Regions from separate parts of the Homo sapiens genome. Here region 1 is linked to region 2. Evidence: chromatin loops called from intact Hi-C (ENCODE). Cell type or tissue: CD4-positive, alpha-beta T cell. All regions are shown on one strand. Links, peaks and the distances in the headings refer to the core of each region. The heading gives the core; the rest is flanking DNA. Region 1 overlaps AGK-DT (AGK divergent transcript). Region 2 overlaps DENND2A (DENN domain containing 2A).

Evidence for each region. A loop is a pair of places that touch in the nucleus more often than their neighbours do. Peaks named below come from ENCODE experiments on the same cell type or tissue, not always from the same donor. Only the 100,000 strongest peaks of a DNase experiment are listed, where the experiment ranks them.
Region 1: it touches region 2 in a loop (13-fold over the local background); 10 of 110 quality-filtered maps call a loop at or near these places.

What each region holds. Positions count from the first base shown.
Region 1 is chr7:141,527,041-141,539,206 of GRCh38, forward strand. All of the region lies in intron 1 of AGK-DT (AGK divergent transcript), which reads right to left. Among named protein-coding and RNA genes, the nearest start is that of AGK-DT, 18 kb to the right of the region's middle. In CD4-positive, alpha-beta T cell, for the core only: CTCF peaks have their summits at 6,487 (motif pointing left) and 6,691; a DNase peak (open chromatin) is centred at 6,471.
Region 2 is chr7:140,511,340-140,523,505 of GRCh38, forward strand. DENND2A (DENN domain containing 2A) reads right to left here. Exons shown (of 20, transcript NM_015689.5): 17 at 11,968-12,085; 18 at 10,516-10,761; 19 at 8,293-8,379; 20 at 7,081-7,399. The coding sequence ends at 7,368. Among named protein-coding and RNA genes, the nearest start is that of MKRN1, 38 kb to the left of the region's middle. In CD4-positive, alpha-beta T cell, for the core only: CTCF peaks have their summits at 6,770 (motif pointing right) and 6,971; a DNase peak (open chromatin) is centred at 6,772.

The sequences.
Region 1 (12,166 bases), core at 1,874-9,873, 1.0 Mb after region 2:
TTACAGGTGTGAGCCACCATGCCCAGCCTACAATTCCTCTTTCTGTGTGTCTTTCCATGCTCAGAAAAAGTAAGTCTTGAGGGCAAGGACCTAGTCTTCTTTGCATATCTTTCTAAGTATCTTTGGAAATTGTCTGTTCACCTCTGCTTCCCTCAGCCTAGTTCAAGCCACAATTTCTCACATTGCCTCCTGTGGACTCCTGGTCATTCTACAGCCTTCCTTACTCCTCCCCATCCCTCTTCAACCCCATCTTAGAAAGCCTCCACCCAGCGGCCAGACTGATCTTACACAAATTCGATGGAATCATTCCTGTACTTAAAATGGCTTCTCATTACTCCAAACTCTTCCACATCTCCTGAAGGTCTTTCCGGGTCAGCCTCCAGCCTGCCTCACCAGCGTCTTCTAGAATCTTTCTCCTTCTTGCTTTGAGTTCTCCCTTTCAGATCCTAGAACATACTGTGCTCCTTTCCACCTCAGGGCCTTTGCACACACTGCTCCCCTGAGTTGTGAAGGCTTTCTGTGTGATACCAGCCCATTGGGTCTCAACTTAAGCATCACTTCCCCAGACCAGCCCTCCAATAATCCCAGCCTTGGTCAAGTTGTGTTAAAGTTTGTTCTCAGAGCAAACAACCCTTATTTGTCCTTTCCAGGACTTACCACAATTGTGAAATTTTAACTGTATAATTCATTCATTCCTTCAACTTTCTCTAGCACTTAATATGTGCCCAACACCAAATATATACTGATGAACAAGACAGACATGTCCCCAAAGACCTTATAGTCTGGGCAGGATGGGGCATAGGGCATGGAAGGGGGAGCAGCTGATACTAACACATAAATATATATTGCAAATTATAGTAAGTACTTAAAGGAAAGAACAGAGTGCCATGAGAGACAAGTGCAGGAGCCCCTACTGTAGACTAAGGAGTTAGGAAAGATCTCTCCAAGGGGATGAGTTTCAAGTTAAGATCCAAGGCAGAGAAGGAGCCAGCCATGGAAATGCCTTCACATGTGCTGTTCCCTCTGCTGGGACAGGGAATTAGGTGGGAAAGAGTTTGGCATGTTTGAAAAGAAGGAAAGAAGCCAGGATGATTGGAATGCAGTAAGTGACAGGGAGAGTAACCCATGGCAAAGCTGGAGAGTAGGCAGGGGCTAGATTGCATAGGGGCTTGTGGCTTAGGATTTAAGAGACTACTGTAAGGGCATTGGGAAGGTTTTTTTTAAAGATTTTAAGCAGGGTAGCTATGATGCAACTCCTTAAGTGGAGAATAGACTGTTGGAGGCAAATGTGAAGGCGGGAATTGCAACGGGGCTATTTCCAAAAACTTCCAGAAGGGAAGTGTAATCCCTTGGACTAGCATGGTGGTGATGGAAATAGGGGATAAACTGGTTAGGGAGGCAAATCTAGAACTTAGTTTTGAACATGCTGGTTTGAGATGTGTGTGAGACACCCAACTAGATGTGTTCAGCAGCCAGTCATACAAGCTGGAGTGAAAGATGAGGTGTCGGCTAGAGATGTAGTAGAATCTCATCTGACTTCAGTGTTAATTTGTAAAGTCAGCATGTAAGGCCAAAGAATAAACAATTAAAAATCATCCTTCAAAAACCCTTAGAGCTGTGGACCTGAGTCTTTGGAAACTCAAAAGATAGGAGTTAACTTGTTTTTCTCCCTGATGTGTGGCCACAACTTCTCCCATCTCCCCTCCTCTCCAACAGTATCTTTTCCGGTTTAAGCGAAGTCAAAGTCTGGTTTGTAGAAATGGAAATATGGAAAAAGTAGGGTTGGCTTTTTTTTTTGTCAAGTGACTAGAGTTGAATCACTTTTCATCTAATGTAGCTTTACTGTATTACTTGGGAATCATCAGCAAACAGATGGTTTTTAAATTATGGAGATGGATAAGTTCACTTAGGGCAAGAGATGAGAGCTGTGCTAGTTTCCCAGGGCCATCATAACAAAGTACCAAACCTGGGGGGCTTAAAACAACAGAAGTTCATTCTCTCACCATTTTAGAGGCCAGAAGTCAGGAATCAAGGTATCTGCAAGGCCAGGCTCCCTCTGATACCTGCACAGGAGAATACTCGCCCCCATCAAGCCTCTGGTGTTTGCTGGCAGTGCTTGGCATCCCTCAGCTGATCGATGCGTCAGTCCCACTTCTGCCTCCATGGTCAGCAGGCATCCTCCCCTCGTGTGTCTGTGTCTCCATGTGGTATTCTCCTGCCCATGTGTCTTTCTCCCTGCCTCTTAAAAAGACACCAGTCGGATCAGATTAAGAGCTCACCTTACTCCTTATATGACCTCATCTTAAATAATTGTAGCTGCAGAGACCCTATTTCCAAATAAACAAGGCAGTGGGGGTTAGGACTTCAATGGGTCTTTTTGGGGAACACAACTCAATGTGTAACAAGGGTGCACGGCTCTCTCTCAGCAATAGCAATGGTAGAAGTCTGGTGGGCTGGGCAAGGTGAAAGAAATAGCAGCTCATCTGGGCTGTCATTTTCATCTGGGCTGTGCTCCCCATTAGAACATCTAACTTCCCCCTCAGAATGTCACAGACTCCATGCAAACGAGGCTGTATCTTTCCTGTTCCCTACTGTTCCTCAAAACTGTGGGTAACAAATGTGAAAATAAGTTACCTTTGATAGGCTGGGCATGGTGGCTCACGCCTGTAATCCTAGCACTTTGGGAGACTGAGGCAGGTGGATCACTTGAGGTCAGGAGTTTGAGACCAGCCTGGCCAACATGGTGAAACCCTGTCTCTACTAAAAATACAAAAATTAGGCAGGCCCGTTGTGGCAGGTGCCTGTAATCCTAGCTACTCGGGATCCTGAGGCAGGAGAATCACGTGAACCTGGGAGGCAGAGGTTGCAGTGAGCCAAGATCATGCCATTGAACTCCAGCCTGGGCAACAGAACAAGACTCCATCTCAAAAAAAAAAAAAAAAAGTTACCTTTGCTATGACTTTCTAAACCACAGTCTATTTCTCATAGGAAAAGTTCCACTTTCCAGAGACATTTCACCAGTAATCTCTTCACTTTCTAGATTGGTCTTCCCCTTTCAGGCCACATCTCTACTTACTTAAGTTTCATCCACCTTCCTGAGGCTGGCCAGAACATACCGCAATAGAGACAGCCACCACATAAGAATCACAGTCAGACGACACTTCCATTGCATCCGCTTTGCCCTGGTCATTATATGGACATTCCCAATCTACTTCAGTCCTTTCCAAAATGTGTCTTTCCGGATTACACATTCCTTGCTGTAGTTTTTGTGAACTGCTCGCCAACCTCAAAGTGCAAACATGACCACAATCTCTTTTATTTTTCTATTCAATTGCACAAGGGGCCAAATGACTAATTTGCTGAAAGCAGGTGCCTGTGTTGGGAACTTTCATTCCCCTCGTCCACCATGTTGAGGAATTCTGGAGGTTTATACAGCCTCCAGAGGAGTCAGGATGGTCTCCATAACCCCCCCAAAAGAGAAAATTAGGGTCTCCAGTCTTCTATTGCTATTGATTCTCAGTATCACGAGGTGTCACTGTTGAAAACTTGTTCTATGCAGTCTCAGAGCTAACAATGATTTACCCTGGGATGATGCCTTCTAGAAGGCCCAGATCCCATCACAAGCCACTGTGGTTTTCTTAAGGGAACAATCCCACATTCTCAGTACAGGGTTATATAAAATTGTCCCTAGCCTCTTCTAGCTGGTCTCTCTGCTTTCATTCCTGCTATAATGGATTATCCTAAAAGTGTAGAGGAAGCTAAAATCCCAAAAGACACTGGAGGAAAGAATGGGTGGTAGTGTTGGGAGAAGAAAGTACATTGAAGATGCTGTTTTCTGCATGAGATCCTTGCATTAAATCATGTCAGCCTTAGTGTGAAGTCTTGAGTTATACTTTATGTTGTATACCTCTATCAAATTGAGCTCACCTAAAACCCTAGGAAAGACACAGAATAGTCACTGGAGAGTGTAGGGGACTGATAACATTTCCCCTGCTTGCAAGTGTTTAGAATATAGAGAAAAGAGCTCTGGACCTGGAACCAGAAGACCTGGGTTCAAGTCATTGCCTTGCTGTTTATTAGCTGTGTGGCCTCCAGAAGTCACTTGATTTCTTTGACCTCGATGACCAATCTGTGAACTCAGGGCAATTCTAGTCTTTTCCATTTACGATGTTCTTGTGAGAATCAAATGGAGTAATCTGAAAACTGTAAAGCACCATGTAAATATGAGGCTTTTCTTCTCAGGCTTTTCATTTTTTTTTTTTTTTTTTTTTTGAGACGGAGTCTCACACTGTCACCCAGGCTGGAGTGCAGTGGCACCATCTCGGCTCACTGAACCCTCCGCCTCCAGGTTCAAACAATTCTCCTGCCTCAGCCTCCCAAGTAGCTGGAATTACAGGTGCCTACCACCACACCCAGGTAATTTTTTGTATTTTTAGTAGAGATGGGTTTCACCATGTTGGTCAGGCTGGCCTCGAACTCCTGACCTCAGGTGATCCACCCGCCTCGGCCTCCCAAAGTGCTGGGATTACAGGTGTGAGCCACTGCGCCCAGCCCCTCTCAGGCATTTGTAAAAATTAATCGACTTTTCTAGTTTACAGAAAAATTAAGCAGAAAGTAGAGTCCCCATATATTCTCTACTTCATCCCGTTTCCCCTATTATTAACTCCTTGCAACAATTTGTTACAATTGAAGAGCCAATATTGCTATATCATTATTAATTAACAACCATAGTCTACATTAGGGTTTATTCTTTGTGTTGTACATTCTGTGGGTTTTGGCAAATGTATGACACGTATCCACCACTATGGTATTACACAGAATAGTTTCACTGCCCCACAAATCCCCTGTGTTCTGCCTATTTATCTCCTCCTCTCTCCCCCTGAACCTCTGGCAACCTCTGATCATTTTACTGTCTCCATAGCCTTGTCTTTCCCAGAACATCATATAGTTGGAATCATACAGTATGTAGCCTTTTCAGATTGGCTTCCTTTACTTGGCAATATGCATTTAAGTTTCCTCCATGTCTTGTCTTGTCTTTTTTTCTTTTTTTTTTTTTTTTTGAGATGGAGTCTCACTCTGTCACCCAGGCTGCAACCTCCGCTTCCTGGGTTCAAGCATTTCTTCTGCCTCAGCCTCCCAAGTAGCTGGGATTACAGGTGCACACCACCACACCTGGCTAATTTTTGTATTTTTAGTAGAAATGGGGATTTCACCATGTTGGCCAGGCTGGTCTTGAACTCCTGACCTCAAGTGATCTGCGTGTCTCAGCCTCCCAAAGTGCTGGGATTACAGGCATGAGCCACAGCACCCAGTCACCTCCATGTCTTTTAATTGATAGGTTGATAGCTCATTTCTTTTCATTGCTGAGTAATATTCCAATTTATAAGTGTATTCCCAACAGACTTTTTACTTAAAAAAAAATGACCAAAGACTACATTGCCTTAGAGTTCAATTAAAATAGTATCAAGAGCTATGCGAAAGAGAAAAAAAAAGGTGAAGAATGGAAGATGGATATGGGAGGATGGACGGAGGCTATAGGCCCTCATGCAGATGTTGTGTTTTGGAGGAGGGAGGGATTCTGGGCTGGTTGTAAATATAAGAAACACAATATATCCACTCTATCCCATCCTTGAAATACAGCTTAGCTGCCAGCAGCCTGATCCCCTAAGTGCAGAGCCTGAGCAGTCACCCTAATGCACCGTACCTGGGTTCGGTACTAATGGCAGATCGAGAAAGAAATGCTAAAGTTATGTGTCTCTCAAACCACAGCACTACTAGCTGTATGCCTGATCCATAAGAGCATGCAATAGGCTGGGTGTGGTGGCTCACGCCTGTAATCCTAGCACTTTGGGAGGCCGAGGCAGGCAGATCACCTGAGGTCAAGAGTTCGAGACCAGCCTGGCCAACATGGTGAAACCCTGTCTCTACTAAAAATCCAAAATTAGCTGGGCGTGATGGCGCGTGCCTGTAATCCCAGCTATCCAGGAGGCTGAAGCAGTGAACCTGGGAGGCGAAGGTTGCAGTGAGCCGAGATCGCACCATTGCACTCCAGCCTGGGTGACGACAGCGAAACTCCGTCTCAAAAAAAAAAAAAAAAAAAAAAAAAAAAAAAAAAAAAAAAAAAAAAAAAGCATGCAGTAGATGCTTGAATGAATGGTTGAAGAAGCACAGGATAGGCCGCCAGACTTGGGGACTGAGGGAAGGTGGAGGGAGGAGGCAGAAAGTGAGGGTCATTAATGATCTTTTCATAAGGCCTTTGAGAGACTATTGCCAGGCCCCAGACCCCCTTTACAAACTGCTGAGCACTGCAGGGGGACTATTTGCGTCAGACTCAAGCCAAGACATCTCCAAGATCCCTGACAATAAAGCAAACACTAGGCTGGCGCTGGCTAATAGAGGAACCCAGAGGGAAAAACGCTTTTCTGTTTATGGACAATTCTCCTTCTACAGCCGGATCTTCAGCGCCACCTAGTGGTGTGCTCTTCAGGCTGGCTGCACTACCAAAGCAACCGACTAAGATTCAAATGCCTTGGTTTAAAGCTGCAAGGATTAAAACTTTCCTCTTAAGGTCTAAGATAAGAGACTATGTGGGCATAATGAGCAAATTGAGAGCTTTAGGATTCACATCAGAGAATTCTAAGTCACAAAACTTAATCTCAGCAATTACATACACAGTTAGTAGTAGGATTTTGTAGTTGCCCATACCGTTTTGCAGTTTTGGACATTGAGTAGTTTTGGACAATGAGGCCAAGATCAAAAGTTAAAGCCGTGCAAAGGAAATGCAGCACCAAGAAGGGAAAAAGAGAATCTGATCCAGCCCCTGCCGCCAGGCAGGGGAAGTGTTATTTCCATTTCATATTTAAAGCAAGTAAAACCCTACGAAATGTCCAAGGTCAAATGTCCAATATATGAGGCAAGAACTTGAATTGTGTGGAGTGTGCCTTTTCTTTTGCTATGCTGCTTCAAAGTACCCCTTTTCTTTCAATATTTGCTTTGTTTTGCTACAATTGCACTGATATTCTCCTACCAATGGATCAATAAGCTTCATTTCTATTCTAAACTCACAAACTACAGTGTTCCCCTAAAGGCTTGGGTCATTCTGTCTGTCTCATGCAGGAACTAGAATTCCCTAGAATGTTCATAATGTGAATGGCAATTCATGTGTTATATATACATTAAATATCTTATGTATAATGTTAACTCATATTCCTTTTACTTGTTAACTGACCTTAAATTAGGTCAGTTTCTATATGTAATACTGTAAATATTAATTAGATTGCAGTTAATTTGTTGATAATTCATGGTGATTATATTAGTTATACAATTCACAATGAAATTTTAAAATCTGCCTTTTCTTTAAGAGAATGTGGTTTGGAATTAAATGGAGAACTTACATTTATTCAGCATCAGATATTGACTAGGTGATTTTACATATACTAATTTAATCTTTATGATTAACACTATGAGGTAAGTCAAATAATTATCTTTATATAGATGAAGAAAGAAAGACAGAAATTGTAAATAACCACCCCTAGATAGACACTAAACAGAAGAGCTGGAAATTGAAAGTGGACTTTCTGTCTTGAAGTCAAGTAGTATTTCTACCAGACCTCTTGAATCCACTAGACTCGAAGTCCAGAAGTCTGAGTTTTATTTCCAACTTAAATACCACATACAATGCTGTGTACTATAATATCCTTTTGAAAATTCACTATGCTCATTTGTATATCCACAGTCCTATTGAATTCTAATATAAACATACATGTTTAGCAACACTCATGGAATTATTGTTCTTTCTCGGGGTTTTTTTTTTTGAGTGTGTACGTATATCTATTAACTCTCCTCTGAAATAGTGCTCTATAAAGCACACAGTGATTAGTGCTGGTCTGGAAGATAATATGCTGGAGAGCCTGATTGGAGCGATCTGGACTAGAGAGATAGCTGTGAACTGAATGAGGATTCAGTCTTCCAAAATAGTCCTTGGGCACACTTGCCAAAAACAGCTCACAGCATAATTTTGTTTTAAAATACTTGTTTGTAACCTTGCTTGTTTAAGAAAGAATTAATGTAGGAGAACAGGATTTCAGTGGCATAATGGTTATCACCAGGGCTCTCAATGAGAATGTAAAACGTATCTATGGCCTCCTCTCTCTTCCTTTCTTTGACATCTCTCTCCTCTTCTTGGATTGCTTCCCGCTCTGCTGGCTCATCTTAACCTGCCCCTCCCAGGGCTTACTGGGTTTCAACGTTACCTCTCACACCTCTTCCGAGTTCCTCAGTGCTTGTCAGTTTGATGTTAGGAAAACAATCTAACCAAATTGATATTCATTATATTATGAGTCCTTTGTGCTTCAGGAGTATTTGTGATGGGAATAATTAAGCCTCCTTTAACTGGAAAATTTCAAATAGCTTCAGGGAGGTTTGGGAGAAAGAGCGTCAATGACTGTCTGAGTCTGTAACCCCAAGCTTGTCTGTTCCATTTTCCTGTGTCACATAGCCTCTGCCAGTGGATTCAGTGCTATTTATACTGGGACTCTCATCCCAGTCCTAAATCTAGCATAGGAGCAGACAGATAGATGCCAAAAAAATACAGCAACGATTCATGATAAAAACTCCCAGAAAACTAGAAATGCAAGAAACTTCCTTAACCTGATGAAGAGCACCTATGAAAAATATATAGCTAAGATAACTCTTAACGGTGAGATTCAGAATGCTTTTCTCCCCAAATCAGGAACTAGACAAGAATATCTACTCTCACCAATTCTATGCAATAGTCCCCTTAAATACTAATTGATAATATAAAGAAATAAAGAGATAAAAAATATTGAGATTGAAAAGCAAAAAGTAAAACTGCCCTTATTTGCATATGACATGATTGCATACATGGAAAATCCTAACAACTACAAAATGTACTATACCAAGGAAGTGTATTTAGTAAAGTTACAGTATCCATTTTTTACATGAATGTAAAAAAAAAAAAAAAAGTATATCTAGGCTGGGAGCCATAGCTCATGCCTATAATCCCAGCACTTTGGGAGGCTGAGGTGGGCAGATCACCTGAGGTCGGGAGTTCGAGACAAGCCTGACCAACATGGAGAAATCCTGTCTCTACTAAAAATACAAAATTAGCCGGGCGTGGTGGTGCATGCCTGTAATCCCAGCTACTCGGGAGGCTAAGGCAGGAGAATCACTTGAACCCAGGAGGTGGAGGTTGCTGTGAGCCGAGATCGTGCAATTGCACTGCAGCCTGGGCAACAAGAGTGAAACTGTCTCAAAAAAAAAAAAAAAAGTAATCTAGGCCGGTCAAAGTGGCTCATGCCTATAATCCCAGCACTCTGGGAGGCCAAAGTGGGTGGATCACCTGAAGTCAGGAGTTCGAGACCAGCCTGGCCAACATGGTGAAACCCTGTCTCTACTAAATTTACAAAAAATTAGCTGGGCATAGTGGTAGGCGCCGGTAATCCCAGCTACTCGGGAGGCTGAGGCAGGAGAATCGCTTGAACCCAGGAGGTGGAGGTTGCAGTGAGCCGAGATTGCGCCATTAGTGAAACTCCATCTCAAAAAAAAAAAAATGTATATCTATATTCTAGTAATCAACAATTGGAAATGGAAATTTAAACAATACCATGTATAACAGTACTAAACAGTGGAAAACACTGAAATATATTTAACAAAATATGGTGCAAGACATGTACACTTAAACTTAAGAAACATTACTAAGAAAAATGAAATAATACCCAAATAAATGGAGATAAATACCATATTTATAAATCGGAAGACTCAATTTTATAAAATGATTAAATCTTAAATTGGTCTATAAATTCAACATAATCTGGATCACAAGCACAGTTTTATTTTTTGTAGACAAAAAATAAATTGACAAGATGATTCTAAACTCTGTATAGAAATTCGAAGGACTTAGAATAGCCAAAATATTTTGAGAAAAGAGAACAAAATTGAGGACTTAAACTAGCCAATTTCAAGACTTACTAAAGAGCCTTATTAATCACGATAGCATGGTATTGGCATAAAGATGGACATACAGATCAATAAAACAGAGTAAAGAATCCAGAAAAACTCCATACATACATGGTTCAATGATTTGCCAAGGTAAGTCAGTGGAAGAAAGGATGGCATTTTAAGAAATAATGTTGGGCCAGGCACCATGGCTCATGCCTGTAATCCCAGCACTTTGGGAGGACAAGGCGGGTGGACCACCTGAGGTCGGGAGTTTGAGACCAGCCTGGCCAACATAGTGAAACCCCATCTCTACTAAAAATACAAAATTAGCTGGGCATGGTGGCATGTGCCTGTAATCCCAGTTACTCAGGAGGCTGAGGCAGGAGAATCGCTTGAATACTGGAGGCAGAGATAGCAGTGAGCCGAGATCGCACCATTGCACTCTAGCCTGGGCGACAAGAGAGAAACTCCATTTCAAAAAGAAAAAAAAAAAAAAAAAGGAAGAAAAGAAAGAAAAGAAAAGAAAAGAAAAGAAATAACATTGGAACAACTGAAGAGAGGCATATGGGAAAAAGAACCTCAACCCCTACCTCACACAGTTCACAAATATTAACTTAAAATAGGTAATAGACCTAACCAAAAAATAAAAATAAAAATTATAAAACTTCTGCAAGAAAAAAAAAATCGGAGAAATCGGAATGATATTGCATTAAGCAAAAAACTCTTAAATGGGCCCTACAAATATGAACTATAAAAGAAAAAAAATCAATAAATTGTACTTCACCAAATGTAAAGCTTTTGCTTTTCAAAAAGCACTGTTATAAAAATAAAGCACAACATAGACTGGAAGAAAATATTTGCAAAATATATCTGAAAGGGATTTGTATCTAAAATATATAAAGAACTTTAACAATTCAATAAGAAGAATTTTTTAAATGGGCAAAACATTTCAACAGATGCTTTGTCAATATCTTCCACAGATGATTAGATATATTAGGATGTCTTCAGTTTTAAAACTAACATACCAAGTGCTGGTGAGGATGTGGAGCCATTGGAAGTCTCATATCCTGCTTCCAGGAATGTAAAGGAGTGCAACCAGTTTGGAAACTAGTTTGACAGTGTCTTAAGAAATTAAACACACTTACATAAAACCCAGCCATCACTTTCCTATGTATTTACCCAAAAGAAATAAAAACATAAACATATATCACAAAAAGACTTGTATACAAATGTTGAATGCACCTTTGTTTATAATGGCAAAAAGCCTGAAACAACCTAAATGTCTGTCAACAGGTGAATGAATGAAAAAAATTGCAGTAAACCCATGCAATGGGCTACTAGTCATCAATAAGAGCAAACTACTGAAGCACACAATGGATAAATCTTAAAAAAAAAAAAAACCGTGTTGAGAGAAAAGCCAGAAACAAAAGGTTCTATATTGTACAATTCCATTTATGTAAAACTCTAAAAGATACAAATTAACATACAGTGGTAGAAAGAAGATTAGTGATTGGCTGGTGTTGGGGTGGACTGAGGGAATGTAGGAACTGACTGGAAAAGAATAAGAGAACACTTGGGTGGCAATGGAAATGTCTGTATCTTCATTGTGGCCAGTATAGGAACATACGCATTTATCAAAAGTCATCAATCTGCACACTAAAAATGGGTGCATTTCGTTGTATGTAAATGTTATGCCAATAAGATTTATTTTAAAAATTGTAGTGGGAATGCAAGGAGAAGAAAGGGGGTAATTTTGGTATATTTCTATGTTAGAGTGGGCAGATTTTGAGTAGGTTTATATGCTAAGAGGAAAAGACAGTGGAGATGGAGGGAGAAAATACCAGAGTGAGGAAAGGACTGATGAGGCAGATTTCTCGGGGACGGGAAGATGGGGGTGCCATCCCAAGCACGGGTGGATGGATGAGCTGTGGATGGGAGGAGTGAACATAAGCTCCCTGAGTCTGCAGCAGAGGAAAGTGGTTGTACTATTAAGTTTGAACAAAGACAAATGTAATTTTGTATGTGGGAGGGCAGAAAGCAAAGGAAGTTCATGGCTCATTCAATCATTCAACCTTTATTTATTTTATGCCAGGCACTTTATAAATAAAGATATGGATATTCTGTAAGAAAGAATAATACTGTTTCTGCTCTCATATAATTTAGAATACAGTAGATGGGGGGCATTAAACAATTAAAGAACTAAATA
Region 2 (12,166 bases), core at 2,892-10,891:
TCTGCCCACCTCGGCCTCCCAAAGTGCTGGGATTACAGGCGTGAGCCATGGCGCCCGGCCCTTTTCCTTTTTTTTTTTTAAGATGGAGTATCCTTCTGTTGCCCAGCCCAGAGTGCAGTGGCAGGATCTCAGCTCACTGCATCCTCCACCTCCTGGGTTCGAGCAATTCTCCTGTCTCAGTCTCCTGATTAGCTGGGACTACAGGCGTGCGCCACCACACCCAGCTAATTTTTTTTTTTTTTTTTTTGAGACGGAGTCTCACTCTGTAGCTTAGGCTGGAGTGCGGTGGTGCAATCTCGGCTCACTGCAACCTCTGCCTCCCGGGTTTAAGTGATTCTCCTGCCTCAGCCTCCTGAGTAGCTAGGATTACAGGTGCACACCACCACGCTGGGCTAATTTTTGTATTTTTAGCAGAGACGGGGTTTCACCATGTTGGTCAGGCTGGTCTTGAACTCCTGACCTGGTGATCCGCCTGCCTCGGCCTCCCAAAGTCCTGGGATTACAGGCATGAGTCACCATGCCTGGCTAATTTTTGTATTTTTATTAGAGATGGGATTTCACCATGTTGGCCAGGCTGGTCTCGAACATCTGACCTCAAGGGATCTGTCTGCCTCAGCCTCCCAAAATGCTGGGATTACAGGCGTGAGCCACTACACCTGGCCTTTTTTTTTAGACTTGATGTTGTTTTTTTGCCCATGCTGGTCTCGAACTTCTGGCTTCAAATGATTCACCTGCCTGGGCCTCCCAAAATGGTAGGATTACATGCATGAGCCACCGAGCTCAGCTCGCTTTTTGCTTTTAATTTTGGTAAGGCCAGGAAACACAGTCGATGACACCTCTGCTTGATGTGGCAGGCCCTCATTTGGCCTTCGTCCTCGGTGAACGGCCTCCATCTCCAGATATGGGGCATCTGTGGCTTTACCCTTGGCTCTCATAGCCCCATCTCTTTAAAAAAAATTTTTTTTTAACTTTTTTTGTTGTTTTGTTTTTGAGACAAAGCCTGTTGCCCAGGCTGGAGTGCAATGGCACAATCAGGGCTCACTGCAGCCTCAACCTGTGGGTAGTCCTCCTCAATCACCCACAGCCCTGTTGAATAGCTCTTTCACTCCTGTCCATGGGGCTGGTGAGAGAGAAGGGCAGGTCCGTGTGAATCTGGAGTTCTCTGACAGAAAAACAACCCAGTCCACATTTCCCCAGGGCAGGGGTGGGGGATGGTGGCAGGGTGAGGGGCACTGGAATCAGCTCTATAGCGGGAGGGACAACCTGTTGTGAGGTTCCGGTTTCAGATCTTAAGTGTGTGGTCTTTTAGGATTATACTGGGGCAGGAAGGGGTGATGGGCAGAGGACGAGGAGAGCAAGAGGGACCGGTAAGGAGCCCAGGGCTGATCAAACGTCAGACAGTTTGCTCCCTGGCCTGCTGCCAGCATCTGTTCATGCCAGAAAGAAGTCAGAGGTTGGGCTGCTGAACTCCAGCTAGGTGCTGGGTGAGGGCCGGGTGTGGTCACTGTACAAGCCGTGGACTGAAGTTAATTGGCCTTCACAGGTGCCAGCAGGTACATGGCCCTGCTCACTTGCCTTTTGCTTTGCTTTTTTTTTTTTTTTTAATTTTGATTTTAGGTTCAAGGGTACATGTGCAGGTTTGTTATATAAGTAAACTCGTGGCCGGGCGTGGTGGCTCATGCCTGTAATCCCAGCACTTTGGGAGGCTGAGGTGGGCGGATCACCTGAGGTCAGGAGTTCGAGACCAGCCTGGCCAACATGGTGAAACCCCGTCTCTATTAAAAATACAGAAATTAGCCGGGCGTGGTGGCAGGCACCTGTGGTCCCAGCTACTCAGGAGGCTGAGGCAGGAGAATTGCTTGAACCCAGGAGGCAGAGGTTGCAGTGAGCCAAGATTGCTCCACTGCACTCCAGCCTGGGCAACAGAGTGAGACTCCATCTCAAAAAAAAAAAATATGTAGCTGGGCGCAGTGGCTCACGCCTGTAATCCCAGCATTTTGGGAGGTGGAGGCGGGCAGATCACGAGGTCAGGAGATCGAGACCATCCTGGCTAACATGGTAAAACCCTGTCTCTACTAAAAATACAAAAAAATTAGCCAGGTGTGGTGGCGGGCACCTGTAGTCCCAGCTACTTGGGAGGTTGAGGCAGGAGAATGGTGTGGAGGCAGGAGAATGGTGTGAACCCAGGAGGCAGAGCTTACAGTGAGCCGAGATCATGCCACTGCACTCCAGCCTGGGCGACGAAGCGAGACTCTGTCTCAAAAAAAAAAAAGTAAATGCATGTCACTGGGATTTGTTGTACAGATCATTTCATCTCCCAGGTACTAAGCTTTTTTTTTTTTTTTTTTTTTTTTTTGAGATGAATCCTCACTCTGTCGCCAGGCTGGAGTGTAATGGCACAATCTCAACCCACCACAATCTCAGCCTCCTGGGTTCAAGTGATTCTTGTGCCTCAGCCTCCCGAGTAGCTGGGAATGCAGGTGTGCGTCACCACCCCTGGCTAATTTTTGTATTTATTTTTTCAGTTTTAGTAGACATGGGTTTCATCATGTTGGCCAGGCCAGGCTGGTCTCTAACTTCTGACCTCAAGTGATCCACCTTCCTTGGCCTCCCAAAGTGCTGGGATTACAGGTGTGAGCCACCACACCCAGCCCTCAAAATGTTTGAAGAAAGTTTAGGAATTTGTGTTGGGCCACATTCAAAGCCGTCCTGGGTTGCATGTGGCCCATGGGCTGTGGGTTGGATAAGCTTGGTTTAAGCGTTTTTCTCCGCAATCTCTCCAGCATCTGTTATTTTTTGACTTTTTTTTTTTTTTTTTCAATTGAGATGAGGTCTCGCTCCTCTGCCCAGGCTGGTGTTGAGCTCCTGGCCTCAAGTATTCCACCTGCCATGCATGGCCTCCGAAAGTTCTGGGATTACAGGCATGAGCCATCATGATTGGCCGACTTTTTAATAATAGCTATTCTGAGAGGTGCGAGATGGTATCTCATTGTGGTTTTGATGTGTGTTTCTGTAATGTTCAGTGATACTGAACTTTTTCTCATATGCTTGTTGGCCGCATGTGTAACTTTTGCTTTTCTTATGAACCTTTGCACAGGTCTCCGGCTTCCACTCATCTTGTCCTTCCCAAAGCCCACTCCCACAGCTTGCTTGGCTCCTCAGGGTCTTTGGGGCCTGCCGTGTACCGCTTTGGATTTGCTTTTCAAGCCTATGCAAGGTATCCAGAGCAATGGGACTTAAAAGAAAAAAGACCAGGTCAGGCGTGGTGGCTCATGCCTTTAATCTCAACACTTTGGGAGGCTGAGGCAGGAGGATTTTTTGAACCTAGGAGTTCAAGAACAGCCCTGGTGGTTGGTGGCTTACGCCTGTAATCCCAGCACTTTGAAGGCTGAGGTGGGTGGATCACGAGGTCAGGAGCTCAAGACCAGCCTGGCCAAGATGGTGAAACCCTGTCTCTACTAAAAATAAAATTAGCTGGGCATGGTGGCAGGCGCCTGTAATCCTGGCTACTCGGGAGGCTGAGGCAGGAGAATCGCTTGAACCCGGGAGGCAGAGGTTGCAGTGAGCCGAGATAGCGCCACTGCACTCTAGCCTGGGCGACAGACTGAGACTCTGTCTCAAAAAAAAAAAAAAAAAAAAGAACAGCCCTGGCAACATAGTGAGATCCCATCTCTACCAAAAAAAAAAAAAAAAAATTCTATTTACCAGCTTTGATATGCCTGAGGGTGTGACCCCTGTGGCCCTGGATGCTGTCACTCGTTTCATTGATATTCCTTTTTTTTTTTTTTTTTTTGAGACAGTGTCTCACTCTGTTGCCCGGGCTGGAGTGCACTGGCGTGATCTCAGCTCATTGCAACCTCTGCCTCCTGAGTTCAAGTGATCCTCCCACGTCAGCCTCCTGAGTGGCTGAGATTACAGGTGCCCGCCACCACACCTGGCTAATTTTTGTATTTTTAGTAGAGATGGGGGTTTGCCATGTTGGCCATGCTGGTCTCGAGCTCCTGACCTTAAGTGATCCACCCACCTCAGCCTCCCAGAATGCTGGGATTACAGGCGTGATGTTTTGTTTTGTTTTGAAAGTCACTCAGGTTGCTCTGTCACTCAGGTTGGAGTGCAGTGGTGCAATCTCGGTTCACTGCAACCTCTGCTTCCCGGGTTCAAGCAATTCTCCTGCCTCAGCCTCCTGAGTAGCTGGGACTACAGGAGTGCGCCACCACGCCAGGCTAATTTTAAAATTTTCTGTAGAGATGGGCGGACCCACTATGTTGCCCAGGCTGGTCTTGAACTCCTGGTCTTAAGTGATCCTCCCACCTCAGCCTCCCAAAGTGTTAGGATTATAAGCATGGACCTCTGTGCCCACCTTCTTTTTTTTTCCTAAAAGAAAACCATGTTTATTTGAGAATAGCCATTGCAATGGTAATACACAGGACATAGTAAAAACTATGTGCTGCATATTCAAGGAGGTAAAGGAAGACAGGGTTTTTAAAGGAAAAGTAGGGAGGATCACATTGTTTTGAGATCATTATCCTTGGCTACAAGGATCCATAACAAGGCTGGCGCCAGTCTGAGGCTGGACAGGCAGTTGCTGGGCAGATGTCCTCACACAAGTATTTTGTGTGTCTGTGTGGCTCCATTTTGATTCTGGCAACTTTCACATGGTCATTTGTGAACGTTTGTTAGGCTGTACACTAATATCTGTATGTGTATTTTTAAAGTATGTATATTTTGGCAGGGCGTGGTGGCTCACACCTGTAATCCCAGCACTTTGGGAGCCAAGGCGGGCGGATCACCTGAGGTCAGGAGTTTGAGACCAGCCTGGTCAACATGGTGAAACACCGTCTCTGCTAAAAATACAAAAATTAGCCAGGTGTGGTGGCGCCCGCCTGTAATCCCAGCTACTCAGGAGGCTGAAGGGGGAGAATCGCTTGAACTCGGGAGGTGGAGGTTGCAGTGAGCCAAGATCGTGCCGCTGCACTCCAGCCTGGGGGACAGAGCGAGACTCCATCTCAAAAAAAAAAAAAGTAAATAAATTTAAAAAAAAGTATGTATATTTTACTTTAAGCAAAAATGAAAATTAAGATGGGGCAAGTGTGCTAAGATACTTGTACAAAGATGCTGTTTTCGATGTTATGATGTTAAAAACTGGAAACGTCCTGCATGTATAAAGAGCCAAAGGCTGATGAACTAATAGCTTTTAGTATCCCCACAGAATGGAATATTATGCAGTCATTGGGAATGTTGATAAAGATGTACATTTATTTGCTTGGAGTTATTAAGTAAACAATATAATGCGAAATAAGTTAAAAAAAGAAAGTATATTCCAAAAAGTGTCCCTTTCTGGGCAATATACAAATATGCAGACTATTAAGAAAGTTGACTAGTCTGAGGAGCTTGCTAGATACATATATTCCTGAGCCCACACACAAACTTGACTAATCCAAGGAGCTTGTTAGATACATATTCCTGAACCCCCACACTCAAGGATTCAGGGATTCTCATTCAGGCATCCCCCTAGTCCCCACCCACACACACCCAGCCAGAGTTTTTTTGAGAAGGAGTCTTGCTCTGTTGTCCAGGCTGGAGTGCAGTGGCATGATCTCGGCTCACTGCAACCTTCTCCTCCCCAGTTCAAGCGATTCTTCTGCCTCAGCCTTCCAGGTAGTTGGGATTACAGGCACGCACCACGATGCCCGGCTAAGTTTTTCTTGTATTTTTAGTACAGATGGGGTTTTGCCATGTTGGCCAGGCTGATCTTGAACTCCTGACCTCAGGTGATCCACCTGCCTGCCTTGGCCTCTCAAAGTGCTGGGATTATAGGCATGAGCCATTGCGCCCGGCCAGGCAGGTTAATTTTTATGCACAGCCTGGTTTCTACCATTCTGGGAGCATCTTTGAGAATTTGATGTAAACTGTGGATCTTCACCTCTGAAAAAGTAATGGACACACCAAAGCCTGGGTAGAACTTGGAGGGGCGAGGGGGTCCATAACTCCAGCTAAGAGGAAGGATGAGAGGTCACCTCCCCTCATTTTCCTCATTTCTATTTATCCTCGGAAGGCCCCTTGCTCCCGCTCCCTAAAGGTTGAGAACCCCTGCCAGGCAGTATGGCCCCTCTGGGCCATTGTTGAGGTCGGCGCCCCTCCCTTTTGTGTTTCTGTGAGGGTCGCTGGTGAGAGCTGAGGGCAGGGGTCACCTGGTAGTGGCCCTGAGGCTTGCTCTGAGAACCTGCCTCAGCTGTGTTCGGGGCTTTTCCTGCCTCCCCGCTGTCCCTGCTGTCCCCACTGTCCCCGCTGCAGGACAGCTCTTAGGTCGCCCTGAGGTTTTTGGCCTTCTCCACACCCTCCCTGCTTCTGGTCCAGAAAACGCAAGCTGCCTCTCTGGCTGCACACGGCTCATGACGCCGCCCCAGCGTTCTCACCCTCCATCTTGTTACCATCAGCCGCAAAAGGTCCCCCCGCCCCCCACCGTGTACAGGCAGTGCACATCCACTATTGCATTAATGCTGCTCTGGGCCCCTGGAATGAGATGGGAACGGGGTCAAAGTTGTGGCTATGTGTTGGAAGGTGGGCCGTGAGCAGTGTCGTAAACTTGAAGACCCCTAGAACAGTTTACTGACCTCTTTTTGTGTGTGTGCCTCTAAAAGCCAGGGACTACTCAGGCAGTGGACAGTTCCATGGCTTCTTCTAAGAGAACAAGGCAGTCAAGAAGAGTCAGGTCCATTTGGGAAGAGAGACGTCCATGGCCTCGGCCACCAGGTGGCATCACTGTCCCTTCTGGAAGAGCAGCGTGTCTGGGAAGCCACATCCGTCTACAGCTCCCGTTCCTCCCTAGCCTCCACTCTAGGGCAAGGGCCCAGCCTTTCACTAGGAGGCCTCACTCCCTGAACCCGAGGCACCGGCTCCGCCTCCTCCCCTCACAGTCCTCATGTGTCGTCAGTCCCGCTCCGAGGAGCACCTCATTTCTGTTGCCCATCACCACTCCTCTTAGCTCCATTGCTGAGCGGCCGGATGGGACGAACGAGGGGAACGTGTAGGGCAGGACAGGCTCCTCTTGGCCTTGGCATAATAAACAGAAAACCCACACATTTTTCTTACTTTTAATATCTAAGATAAAAAAAAAAACCCAACCACCAAAACAACCCATTTGCATGTCGGCGACACGCCTGGTCTCGGGCTCCCTTTCTGGGGCTGTCCTCCCAGGCGGCTCCCAGGTCCTCATCCAGGGAAGAGCCCAGCCTCGGCCAGAAGCCACCGCGGCCTCCAGTTCCGCACCGTGACAACCTGGGACCCAGCCTTTCAGAAAGGCCACCAGGAACTGTTTTTAAAGCATAGGGCTGCACTAGGAGGAAGTTTTCCCTTGAGGCTGAGAGTTATTTCTTGTGGAGAAATTTCATTTTATTGCCTAAAAAAAAGGAAAATGAGAACATTTCACAAGGCAGACAAAGGAGGGTGAGATAAATCTTGCCCTTTCCACCCAGAAGTGGTGCGGGTAACGGGGCCCCCACGCCACCCCAGGGAGCCTCATCCCTTGCTCTGGAGAAGCCAAAGGGGCTTTGTTCTTTCCAGAGATCCCCGTGGGGTCTTCCTCAGACTTGAGGGGGTTTGAAAGGAAGACCATCAGAGCTGTCTAGGAGGGCTGGCTGCTTCTGTGGTAATAAAGGAAGCACCGAATTAACACATCCCTCAGGAGCCAGGGGAGGAGAAAGTGCCCAGCAATGCTGTGTGTATTTAAAACACTCTGCTTCCAGGTAGCCCTCCGTCCTGCAGGAGGCACAGATATGGCGCCCTTCACAGGCCCTCTGGGAGGGCCTCACTGCTGCAGACACCTCCCTACTGGGGCCTCCGTCCTCTTTTTTGGCTGTCTTCATTCTCCCTTTCCCTTTAAGGGCCTTTTCACTGATTAAACTACAGTCCTTGTAAGTGTCACGTTTCTACTTTCCAGAGGAATTTGGACACCAGTGCGAGTCTTTCTTGCCAGACGTCCTTGTCTGGTTCCCGCCATGCTCCCTCAGCTCAGTTCCTCTGAGATTTAACAGTGCAGGAGATCATAGAGAAAGAAGACAGCAAGAAAGCCCGGGGACCCAGAAAAGGAGGTGCTGGGGGCAGCGTTTCCTTTGTTTTCTCTTTGGGGACAGATTAGAACAGGAGGTTAAAATGCCAGTAGCATCTGCCCAGCGCAGGCCGTAGAGCTCTGCATTATTCAGGGCGCTGGCTCCAGTGGAGGGAACCGGCTGGGACTCCGAGACAGACAGCTCAGAGGCACACAGGCTGGGCACCCAGAGCCCGGGGCCTTACCTAGTCCCTTCAGGAACTTATTGACACCGCTGTGCTCTCCACTGGGGAGTGTTTCCAGATACTCTTGGGCTCGGACCTCAAACAGACCTGTTAACAAGAGAAATCCCAGCCATTTGAGTTCTTGGTCTTTGCACTTCTAAATGTGTCCATTTCCTCCCTACCAGAGAAAAGAGAAACCTTGTTTCTGAGACTAAGCTGCTCCTATAAACATGCTCTGAATCAGGAGGTTTTATAAGGATTTTATTGCTCTTATAATTGCCCCACCTGTGCAGTAACTCCCTTTGGAAAGCTATAAAGCCACCTCATAGATGAAATCCTATTTTTATTCAACAAACGCCTTCCGAGCGTCTACACTGTGCCAGGCGGGCAGTTTTAAAGATGAACCGGAGTGGCCAGTCATGGTGGTTCACGCCTGTAATCCCAGCACTTTGGGAGGCTGAGGTGGGCAGATCACCTGAGATCAGGAGTTCGAGGCCAGCCTGGCTAACATGGTGAAACCCTCTTTCTACTGAAAATACAAAAAAATTAGCCAGGTGTGGTGGTGCACGCCTATAATCCCAGCTACTCGGGAGGCTGAGGCAGGAAAATCGCTTGAACCCGGGAGGCGGAGGTTGCAGTGAGCCAAGGTCACGCCTTTGCACTCCAGCTTGGGCAACAAGAGTGAAACTCCGTCGCAAAAAAAAAAAAAAAAGTTGAACCGGACTGTCCTGGCTTGGGAGGGGTGTCTGTGCTCTCCCATTTCCCTGCATTCTCCTGTACGAGGGCCCTGGCCAAGTGGCTTAGTTTTCCAGGAGTCCCTCTGTGGAGGTGTGGAGGGAGGATGGCTGGATAGGCCATCTCTTAAGCCGCTTCTCAGACCCCTGGGGTCTGAGCTTCAGGCACTCTGTCTTCATTGCTGACTGATCTTTCATGGACAGAGGGTTCTTTCCAGGGTTTTTTTTTTTTGAGATAGAGTTTCGCTGTGTCACCCAGGCTGGAGTGTAATGGTGCCACTGTGGCTCACTGCAAGCTCTGCCTCCTGGGTTCAAGCGCTTCTCCTGCCTCAGCCTCCTGAGTAGCTGGGATTACAGGCGCCTGCCACCATGCCCAGCTAATTTTTGTATTTTTAGTAGAGACAGGGTTTCACCAAGTTGGCCAGGTTGGTCTCGAACTCCTGACCTCAGGTGATCTGCCCGCCTCGGCCTCTCAAAGTGCTGGGATTACAGGCGCGCGCCACAGCGCCCGGCTTTTTCCAGGTAGTTTTTTTTTTTCTTTTTTTCTGAGACAGAGTTTCATTCTTGTTGCCCAGGCTGGAGTGCAATGGTGCAATCTCGGCTCACTGCAACCTCTGCCTCCTGGGTTCAAGCGATTCTCCTGCCTCAGTCTCCTGAGTAGCTGGGATTACAGGCGCACACCACCACGCCTGGCTAATTTTCTTTATTTTTAGTAGAGACAGGGTTTCACCACGTTGGCCAGGTTGATTTCCAACTCCTGACCTCAGGTGATCCGCCTGCCTTGGCCTCCGAAAGTGCTGGGATTACAGGCGTGAGCCACCATGCCCGGCTTCCAGTAGCTTTTAAGCTTGTGTGTCTCACACCTCTCTTACCAAGTGATCTGTAAAGAGAGATTTAAATGTAACTCATACTCTCCAATCAGTTTTCTTTTTCTTTCTTTTTTTTTTGTGACGGAGTCTCACTCTCTCAACCAGGCTGGAGTGCAGTGACATGATCTCGGCTTATTGCAACTTCCACCTCCCAGGCTCAAGTGATCCTCCCACCTCAGTCTCCTGAGGAGCTGGGACCACAGGCACACACCATCACACCGATCTAATTTTTTAAAACATTTTTGTAGAAAAGGGGTTGCACCATGTTGTCCAGGCTGGTCTTGAACTCCTGACCTCAAGTGATCTGCATGCCTTGGCCTCCCAAAGTGCTGGGATTATAGGCGTGAGTCACCCACTGTGCCCAGCCTGAGAATTTCATCAATTTGGAAAGAATGGGATAGAAGGAGACCCTGCCACAGACACTGGAATGTGGTTCTGGGAGAGGCTGGCAGAGGGAACAGAGAAGCCAGGAGAGGGGGCCTTCCTACCAGCTCAGTCAGGGCATAACTGCAAGCTCTCTGGGGGAGATGGACACAGTCCTGTCTGTGCCCCTGCCCTGTGATCTTTCTCCCTACTCATCAGCCGCCTGGAATATAGGGAGCTCTAGCTGACTCGGCCCCAACAGAGAAGATGCCCCTCACCTTTGGCATCCTGCCGGCGCAGCTCCCGCTCCTGGATGAAGCCCCGAAACATCTGAGTCTCCATGAAGACCTCCAGGAAGTGGCGGAGGCTCTTGGAGGAGACAGCTTTGCGGAAGGCCTCCCGCTGCAGGGTTCTCTCCTCACGCTCGCCCGACGTCAGGAACAAAGAGTAGTGTCCCACAATCTCCACGAAGAAGCGGACAAAGGCTTCAGACACCACCTCGTTCAAGGGGCTGGACTCTGGACCTGAGTAAGGGGAGGAAAGGCCAGGAACGGTGAGGGCAGACAGGCTGGGCCAGAGCCCTTGAGACAAGCCAATTGGTAATCAAAGAACAGTAACTGCTAGTTCCCTTGATGGAAACTGCGATTATCCAGGAGGAGGGTTACCCAGGTTATTAAGACATTTCTTTCCATGCTTAATTTTTTAAATTTTAAATTGTTAAAAAAGTTTTTATTTTTATTTTGTTTTTATTTTTTGAGATGGAGTCTCACTCCATTGCCCAGGCTGGAGTGCAGTGGCATAATCCTGACTCACTGCAACCTCTGCCTCCTGGATTAAAGCAATCCCTCTGCCTCAGCCTCCCGAGTAGCTGGGATTATGGGCATGCGCCACCACGCCCAGCTAATTTTTGTATTTTTAGTAGAGATGGGGTTTCACCATGTTGGCCAAGCTGGTCTCGAACTTCTGAACTCAAGTGATCTGCCCACCTCGGCCTCCCAAAGTGCTGGGATTACAGGGATGAGCCTCTGTGCCCAGCCTTTTATTTTTTTTGAGATAGAGTCTTGCTCTGTCTCCCAGGCTGGAGTGCAGTGGTGTGATCTCGGTCCACTGCAACCTCTGCCTCCTAGATCAAGCGATTCTCCTGCCTCAGACTCCCGAGTAGCTGGGATTACAGGCGCTTGCCACTATGGCCAGCTAATTTTTGTATTTTCAGTAGAGACGTGTTTTCACCATATTGGCCAGGCTGGTTTCGAACTCTTGACTTCAGGTGATCCACCTGCCTCGGCCTCCCAAAGTGCTGGGATTACAGGTGTGAGCTGCTGTGCCTGGCCACAGTTTTTAATTTTTGATTTTTTGAGATGGGATCTCACTCTGTTGCCCAGGCTGGAGTGCAGTGGTGTGGCTCACTGCAGCCTCAACCTCCAGGGCTCAAGGGATCCTCCTGCCTCAGCCTCCCGGGTAGCTGGGACCACAGGCATGTGCCACCATGCCCAGATAATTTCCACGCCCCCCTTTTAAACAGGTACTTTAAGGCCAAAATGGGGGAGGTGGGAAAATCTTTCCCACAATTCACTGTGGGAATGAAATCCAGATAAACAGAATGAGGCCCTGGTTTCTCTCCTTATGTCTCCCTTGCCCATATTCCTACTTGGCCCTTGGCCACTGCCCATTTGTTCCCTGACCCTCAGAGTGGAAGGGAGAGACCCACTGGGAGGTGGCTGAACACTTACCGTGCCTGCCGTCTAGGGGCCCTTCGTCCTGCTCACAAGCCAGCTCGTTCCTCTGTTCCAGAATGTGTTCCAGGGCCACCTGAAGCTTCCGGGGCAGGATGGAGTCCTCATCGTCCATCTGGAAAGCAGAGGTAGCAGGTGGGCTTATGGGCACGGTGGCTGCGTCTTGGCCATAGGACACACTGGAGCCACTGCAGGG